2 separate regions of the Mus musculus genome follow, and region 2 is linked to region 1. A link is a contact called in ENCODE Hi-C or POLR2A ChIA-PET data. All regions are on one chromosome and are shown on one strand. The core of a region is the stretch at or near the end of the contact, and the rest is flanking DNA. Distances in the headings are between cores, read along the strand shown. Region 1 holds the start of Nedd1 (neural precursor cell expressed, developmentally down-regulated gene 1). Region 2 overlaps Elk3 (ELK3, member of ETS oncogene family).

The links. Hi-C counts contacts between places; a loop is a spot of excess contacts on that map. ChIA-PET counts read pairs that join two places held with the same protein, here RNA polymerase II (POLR2A).
Region 2: a loop to region 1 is called in a map of T-helper 17 cell, with 4 times the contacts of the local background. The contact joins the enhancer-like site here to the promoter of Nedd1 in region 1. A Hi-C loop is called at or near these places in 1 of 37 maps with a recorded cell type or tissue (T-helper 17 cell). POLR2A ChIA-PET finds 5 or more read pairs at or near these places in 1 of 5 experiments (embryonic stem cell).

The regions. Positions count from the first base shown.
Region 1 is chr10:92,720,303-92,724,328 of GRCm38, reverse strand. Nedd1 (neural precursor cell expressed, developmentally down-regulated gene 1) reads left to right here and starts at 1,911. Exons shown (of 15, transcript NM_008682.2): 1 at 1,911-2,006.
Region 2 is chr10:93,253,415-93,257,440 of GRCm38, reverse strand. It overlaps Elk3 (ELK3, member of ETS oncogene family), which reads left to right. Exons shown (of 5, transcript NM_013508.2): 4 at 2,630-2,752. Among named protein-coding and RNA genes, the nearest start is that of Gm32551, 30 kb to the left of the region's middle. Within about 2 kb of position 1,992, at least 2 of the 3 ENCODE cell types and tissues checked have a DNase peak (open chromatin) inside an H3K27ac peak, as active enhancers do.

The sequences.
Region 1 (4,026 bases), core at 662-3,161:
CGTGGAGGCACTTCCCCAACTGAAGCTCCTTTCTCTGTGATAACTCCAGCCTGTGTCAAGTTGACACAAAACTAGCCAGTGCAGCCTATAAGCCACTCAAATAAGATTTTCTATAAATATCGTCAGTTCTGTTCCTGTAAGAGCCCTTGCTAAAAACAAAACAAAACAAAACAAAAAACAAAACAAAACAAAACAAAACAAAACAACTTTTGTTTTCAGTTAATGTCTTGCATTAAACTCATACCAATACTTCTGCCCCAGTTTCCTGGGTGTTGGGATTACTAGAGTGAGCTATTGTGCCCAGTTTATTTACTTTTATTGTTATGAAACATCTCACTTTTAATGCAGGAATAGTCTTAGTGTCTACCTTTTCCCCCCACCACATAATCCAGTCTTAAGCTTTCTTGCTGGTTTCAGTGTTAGAGAGTTGTGTTTTCTGCTTCAAGCATTCTTTTCTTCATGTGTTCCAGTTCTCCCTACTTAGATCTCAGCATTTTAGGCCAAATTCCAGGAAAAAAAATCAGCTAATAACACCAAAAGCAGCTGCAGATTACACAAGGCATATACTGCTTGCTCCCCGTCTTCATTTTATGGTTGTTCCTCACCAGCTTCCAGAAGCTGGAGAGACTTCTTTTTCTCCTAGGGGAGGTGGGGATTGGCACTTCTTAGGTTTCCAGTTGTTTTTGATATGGGTTCAGATAACTGGGACATTATGTATCCAGTTGAGAAACACATCCGGTGTGCACCTGGGACAAAGGAGCAACACTTTCCATAGGAACATGCTATCAGTGATGGAAGTAAGAACTCTCAACAGAGCAATCTTTTAGCAGGAATGTTGGGAAAACTCAGTTCATTGGCCCCTTTCTACCATGAAATACATTTCCTTCAAAAACAAAAAAACCAAAAAACCACTGAGTTGGTGTTCATGTACCTGAACAGCAGCATGTGAAGCTGCGGATGTGAAGATGGCTAGCTCAGAGGCTGAAGTCACTACTGGGTTTGTTCTCAGGGTTAGGGTTCGTTTTGGGTTAGATGTTCCTCTCCTCTGCTTTCCTCCTTTTCCCTCCCACCCCTTCCTTTCTCTTCCCCTCCTTTCCTTCTCCCACTCCTGCCACAATTTCCTCTCCATTCCCTCCCCTCTTTGAAACTGAGTTTCTTTGTATAACCGTCCTGGAACTCGTTCAGTAGACCAGGATGGATTTGAACTCACAGAGATCCCATTGCCTTTGCCTCCTGAGTGCTAGGATTAAAGGCTTGTACCACCACACCCCTTTGAAGTTAGATGTTTAACCTGCAGCTTTTCTTGGCTTCCTCTCAAGTAATCCTCTCCTAAACCAACCATGTTAATTGCCTTTATTATGAGCGTTCTTCTTTGTGATAACTGTGACACCTTTTTTTGTGGGAACTGAGAGTTGCCCGTGAATTCCCCATCTTTTATTCTTCTGTTTTGTTTTGTTCAAGACAGAGGTTCTCTGTGTAGTCCCTGGCTGTCCCGGAACTCACTCTGTAGACCAGGCTGGCTTAGAACTCAGCAGTCTGCCTGCTTCTGCCTCCCTAGTGCTGGGATTAAAGGTGTGCACCGCCACTGCCTGGCATTTTATTCTTGCCTTCCCTTTCCCTACAGAAGTGTTAATATTAACTTCCTAACTAGACTGTAATCTCCAGCAGGCTAGGGAACCTGCGTGTTGACTGACCTCTTGTCCCTTCAAGCTAAACACAGTAAGTGCACACCCACAGCCTAACTCAGCGCCTGGCACACAGTAGCCAGCAAACAAATGAGTGATAAAGGAGCAGTAGCTACAGGCTAGGATATCTTCCTCTGCACCGCCCCAGGGTGGGAGGCCACCCAGCACCCCCGCGGGCTGAGCGCTCGGGGCACCGCCTTTCCCGTGACGTCATGCGAGGCGGGACTTCCGGCCGCCCAAGTTTAACAGTCCAGGCGGGAGCCGGAAGCGCAGCGAGGAACGGGTGGAGCTGGGCCTCCCCTGTGGCCCCACGCTTGAGAGGTGAGGTTCCGCCTGACAGGGAGGCTCTGTGAGCGCGGTGGCCTTGGGCCGGGGACCCCCGAGGTCAGCCTCTTCGGTCCTGCGTTGGGCGGCAGCGGGCGCGCGCGCGCGCTGGAAAGTGGCCGGGGACCGGGCAGGACAGGACAGGACAGGACCGGGTCGCGGGCCCCGGATTTAAGGGCCAAGCTGCCCCGAGCGGCTCGTCCACCCCGACTCCCGGGTCTGGCTCGCCCGTAGCTGCTGAGCGCAGGCGCCCTGGGCTAGGGGTGCAACTCCCGAGAACTCTTCTTGAGCAGAGAGTGCAGTTGGTCGCTGTCGCTCTTCTTTCCCGGGATCCTCTCCCGGGGACTGATGTCAGAGCCCAGAAGCCAAGCGAAGGGACTGTGAGAGGTCTCCGTGAAGTCAGCCTCACTGAAGCTGTGTGGGTCGCTTAACTCTTCTGAAGAGCCTTGATCCACTCATTGCACCACACTGCACAGTAGGCTCCTTGTGTGGGGTTAGGGTAGCAGCAGCTTGCAGCTGTTTACTGTTCTTCAGAGTTCAACTTTTCTACCCTGTGTTTTTCCATGGGCCGGGGAACAAGGGGCATTGAGTAAGTGTTTTAGTCACCAAATAGAAACATTGTCTACAATTCAACAGGTGACTCTGCAAGTTTTTAGCCTCACCTACTAGGGGTCCCTTCTAACTCAGAACCACCCCACACACTACTGTATCCAAAAATATGCACAACAAATAACTGTTTTAATCCTTTCCATAAACTTTATTTATTTATTTATTTTTCCTCTTGAGACTCAATGATTTCTGCCTTATGCTTTTTAGTTTGTCCTCTGGAACCCAGATATGTATGATGCTTTTGTTGATGATGTGGGGGCGTGTCTTTGACCACTGTTGGCCTTTAACCTTGGTTAAATTCAGCCCCCTATGTCACCAGATGGAATCAATTCAGTGTGTTGTAGCTGCCGTAGCATCCCTTAAAAAAAAAAAAAAAAAAAAAAAGTAGGGCGTGGTGGCGCACACCTTTAATCCCAGCACTCGGGAGGCAGAGGCAGGCGGATTTCTGAGTTCAAGGCCAGCCTGGTCTACAGAGTGAGTTCCAGGACAGGCAGGACTATACAGAGAAATCCTGTCTCAAAAAACCAAAAAAAAAAAAAAAAAAGTAACCACTTTTTATTAGACTTCAAGTATCAATGAAACTGTGTTGACCTATAAAAAGAAACATATTTTGTGTGGCTACCATGGATTAAACACACACACACACACACACACACACACAGGAACACTATGGATTAAACACACACACACACACACACACACACACACACACACACACACACACAGGAATTAAAAACTAGCATCTGCTTGTGCCTTAGTTTTCTCCATTGATTTTATTTCTATCTAAACAAATATCGGTTGCAACCCACTTCATTCAAACTCATTGTTAATATATCTAATGTCTTCAGACAGGCAATAGGATAAATTGAATTACCAAGTTTGTTAATTGGATAGTAGTATAGTACTCTTTTTTGTTGCTGTTTTTGTTTGTTTGTTTTGTTTCTGAGATAGGGGTTTTCTGTGTAGCCCTGGCTGTCTGGAACTAGCTCCACAGACTAGGCTGGCCTCAAACTCACAGATCCACCTGCCTCTGCCTGGGATTAAAGGCGTGCACCACCACCACTGCCGGCCCTGTAATAATAGTACCATGGTACCACCCATACTGAGTGTGAGAGCATATTTCTCTGCCTTTTCTCTCCTCTGTATGTTTAAATACACCGTCTTTCACAGTACTGCTGCCCTTCAGAGTGCTTGGAGCAGCCTCTCTGCTTTCTGTCTAGACTGCCTTGGCTTGTGGCATCATTCTGTCAGATTTATGTGCTGGGAACATCACACTGAATAAAAAGTCAGAGGTCTGGGACCAAGAGTTGGTTTTAGGATACAGTGGCAACTTATTTAACTTTGTTGTTAATTTTAGAGTTTGGAAAACTTGGCACAGTGGGATTCAGACTTCCAGGATGGCTAGATT
Region 2 (4,026 bases), core at 743-3,242, 530 kb before region 1:
ATGTGCACAGTATGAGACAGAATATATTTAATGTTAAGGGGTGAAAGGGTTCCATAGTATTCTAAAGATTCAGCAAAAATCAAAGAAATCATATCAGCCTGAGGGTAGACTGGGGGTCTGCTTCCAGGTGGTGGCATTTCTGACGGGCAGAGAGAGACAGGAGTAGAAAAGGTTGGTGCAGACAACACACAGCTGCAACACATCTGGATGTGAGTCAGCTGCTCTCGTTAAAGGTCACAGGTATACACTCTCTAGGCGACCCAGAATTAAGTGGATTTGAATGGGGAGGAAGAGAAAGGAGATCCTAGTGGGAAAGCCCTTCTTGCGTGTCTTTTCACTGACATCAGGAACAACTGTAGCCATTTGTTAAGCCAGGCATTCCCAGGCTCCTCAACAGCCCCGAAAAGCCTGCCCTTTACAGGCGGTCCTCCCTCCAGGTCAGGCAGAGACACCTTGGAGGCTCTGCAATGTCCTGAGATAACCCAGGCAAAGCTCTTTAGGAAGTTCCCCTTCCAAGTTCCCAAACAATCCTTCCTTTAAGGTTGCAGGATCTCCGGCGAGAACTGCAATTGGAGGAGGAGTGAATGAAGTCATTTCACAATGTTTATTTGCATATATTATAGAAGGCATTTCAAATGTATTAACCATGAGAAACAGAAGGCCCCTGCATTCTATGTGCATCCTGTATTCCTTGGAAACAAATGTGCAAGCGCCTCAGATCCAGAGGGGATGTAAACGGTAGATCCTGCACTTTACATATTTCCCAGACGTGTGAGTTTGTGGCCTTGGATGAGAAAATGGTAGCTGCCCTTTCTGGTTTAGAAGACTGTGCCTGCCGACTTTGAGAAGAACCTGAGAGCACTGACCCTGGTTATTAACTGTTAATAACACTGTGGTTTGAACCTGGCTCTAAAGTACCTCAAAGCACCTGGGTCTGCGGACTAGGGCCTAACCTACCCATACAAGTTGGATTCCCAGAACTTTTTAGCACCCAGTTGAGAATTCCTCATGAATGGATAAATTCTATTTAATGAGTATGTCTGGTACATTTTATATTTATTACTGATTTACAAAATGACCTGAGTCTCTTAGACTTGACATCTTTGTGTATTGGTCATATATATACATTATATATATACATTATCCATACTTTTATATAATATGTAAATATCTATTTATATTGTATGCTGTAATATATATAAGGTAAATAATATATAAAATAATGTGTATATTACTATATAAAACTAATATAATATATAGTAATATATTAAGAGTATCATTTGAATTACATGTCCTTGCAGCAACCCTGCAATAGCATACATTTTCCTTTCCCCCAGTTGACAGATTAAGATTGAGGACCAGAGAGGCTGGGCTGTTCGTCCGAGGTTGTCTAGCTAATGAGCAGAGGTTCTGAACATGGGAACCCTGTCAGAGCTCATGCTTACCCATTTATTTTTAACCATGAGGCCAGCTGGCCTAGCACACTTGTGAAATTGCCTCCAACTAGGAAAAAAAAAATGGATCACTAACTCAAAACACGTATTTATCCTAGTAACCTCGTAGGCCATTCAATATGTAGAAGGAAATGCCATGGAACCAAAGACTCAAAGAACTTGGTTTAAATCTGTTTACCAGTCAGCACTTCGGCTGGAAGACCACTGGATGTTTGTCTCTCTCTCCCGCTGAACAGAGCAAACCTTTCAATTTAGGTTTAAGCTCAAATGCATTTGATAATTACAGAGGCTGCCGGGGCCAGTTCTAGGAAAAAATAACACGGCGGCATCCAGCATGATGCAATCTTTAATGCTGGCGCCTTTGCTGTGTTCTTACACAAAGAGTCTTATTGAGGGGCTCCTCTGGTCACTAGAGGTGCAGACACCCTGGGCCAGGGAGTTTGCCTCTGCTGAGAAGAAAAGCCGTGCAGATTTACTGGCTGGGACGGCTTGTTTCTCCTGCCCTTTAGCTGGCTTGTGGGCCAGGCCTCCTGCCGAGTGCGGGCAAGCAAATGCCAGTCCGTCACTTCTAAGAAACGCTGCATTCTGGCTCCACAGCCCTACTTTCCCATTGCCAGGGCAATGGATTCCTCCCAGCCCCACGTCCAGAGTGAAGTCCGCAAGATCAGCTCAGGGCTTCTGAACAAGCGGCTGCAAGCCATGCTCATAGAATTTCAATTATTACAGGGCTGTTGATAATGGGGCATGATGCCCAAGATGATCCTTTTTACAAGCATGTGGCCCGTGGGCGGGGGTGGGGGGGTGTTGTAAACTTTGGGTGTGATCGCTGTCCACTGTGGCTAAACAGTTTGATAAGAAACGAAGCCCCCCTTCCAGGGATCCTATTCAGTCTATACATTTGTCTACTGGGAGCAGGGGGAAGGGACAGAAGGAACTGTTTGACAAGTTGCTACAAACCTGACTTTTCCAACCAGAATGTAGCTTGCCTAAGAACTGCACATAAAATTAGTACTGAGAATTAAGCTACTCCTAGTCATGTGGAGAGAACTAAAGTTGCCCAGTTTTCCCGAGAAGGCGAGGCTTGGTTCTCACACACTGACCACTCCGCTGCTTTTTGGTCATGGCTGGTGTTAGGTGACCCCCAATCAAGAGCTGCCTGTTGCCTTGTCTTCTAGACACCAAGTGGACTGTTTCTGGCCTCGAGTCCGCTGCTGCCCAGCATACACTTCTGGAGCAGCCTTAGTCCTGTCGCCCCACTGAGTCCTGCCAGGCTGCAAGGGCCGAACACACTTTTCCAGGTAAGTGTCTGCAAATGAGCTTTTAAACGCGAGTCATCTAACGGATGGCTTTTCTCTAAATTCCACAAAAGCTCTCTCTGACGGTACCTTCTGCCACTGAGCTACCAAGTTAAAAGTTTCCAAGGGGAATTCCTAAGGATTGGGTTGAAAGTCATTTTAGAGACAGACATTTCTTTTCTCTGAGGCAGAGAAGAGGTTCTTCTATCAGGAACACACACATGGATTCTTTAAGGGTTCTGGATACTTCCACGTGACTAGGAAAACTGGAAATTGACTGCAGGAAATGATTTAAAATTAAAACATGATTTTTATAAAAGCTCTATAAGAGACTTTAAAACAGGAACCCAACTAGTCAATAGATTCACATGAAAAAACACTGAAAAAAATAGAAACAGTGAACAGTTTTCCCAAACTGGAGTAGAAACGTTACCCGCATCATTCTACAGATTATAATCAGGCTTGAATTATGTAACAAAATACTGTGCAACATATGGTTAAAGAATGATGAAGCTGAGCCGGGCAGTGGTGGTGTACACCTTTAATCCCAGCACTTGGGAGGCAGAGGCAGGTGGATTTCCGAGTTTGAGGCCAGCCTGGTCTACAAAGTGAGTTCCAGGACACCAGGGCTACACAGAGAAACCCTGTCTCGAAAAAAGAATAATGAAGCCCTCCCTGAGTTAGGTGAACACATTCATTATCCATTCTTCTTCTGGAATTTTCCAGGAGCTTTACTCAGTATCCCATGGAGATCAGTATCTCCTGAGTCTCAAAGATTGCTACACACCAATAGGGCATTACTGTCTTGAGGATGTGAGTTCAGGCAGGGCAGGAATGAAGCAAAGGTAGACGCCTTGCTAGCTCCACGCTCCTCTCTAGCTTGGTCTACCCAGCCTGCTTCCCTTGGCCTAGGATGCTCACCCCAAACTGGCTGTCGCTCCTTATTCCCACGGTCCTTAACATTTTACATTAGGACTACCCATTGATCTGGCAAGTGGACCCCCCCCCAAAAAAAACCCTCAAAACCATAACCTGTTCACTGTGCTGTCTCCCAGCTTCTAGCACATCAATGGTCACACACATGTCAGTCATTACTGATAGCCTAGTGACAAGATGCCAAAGCACACATGCCAATAAAAGATGTGATGAGCTCCAGGCTGTCCTCTAAGGTGGTCACTTTGCTTAGCAAGGCTAGTATTTGCTGAGCACCTCTCTGCAAGAACACCATGTCTACACACCAGGATTTACGAGCTCTCTGGGAGGACGGAGCAGCTTCG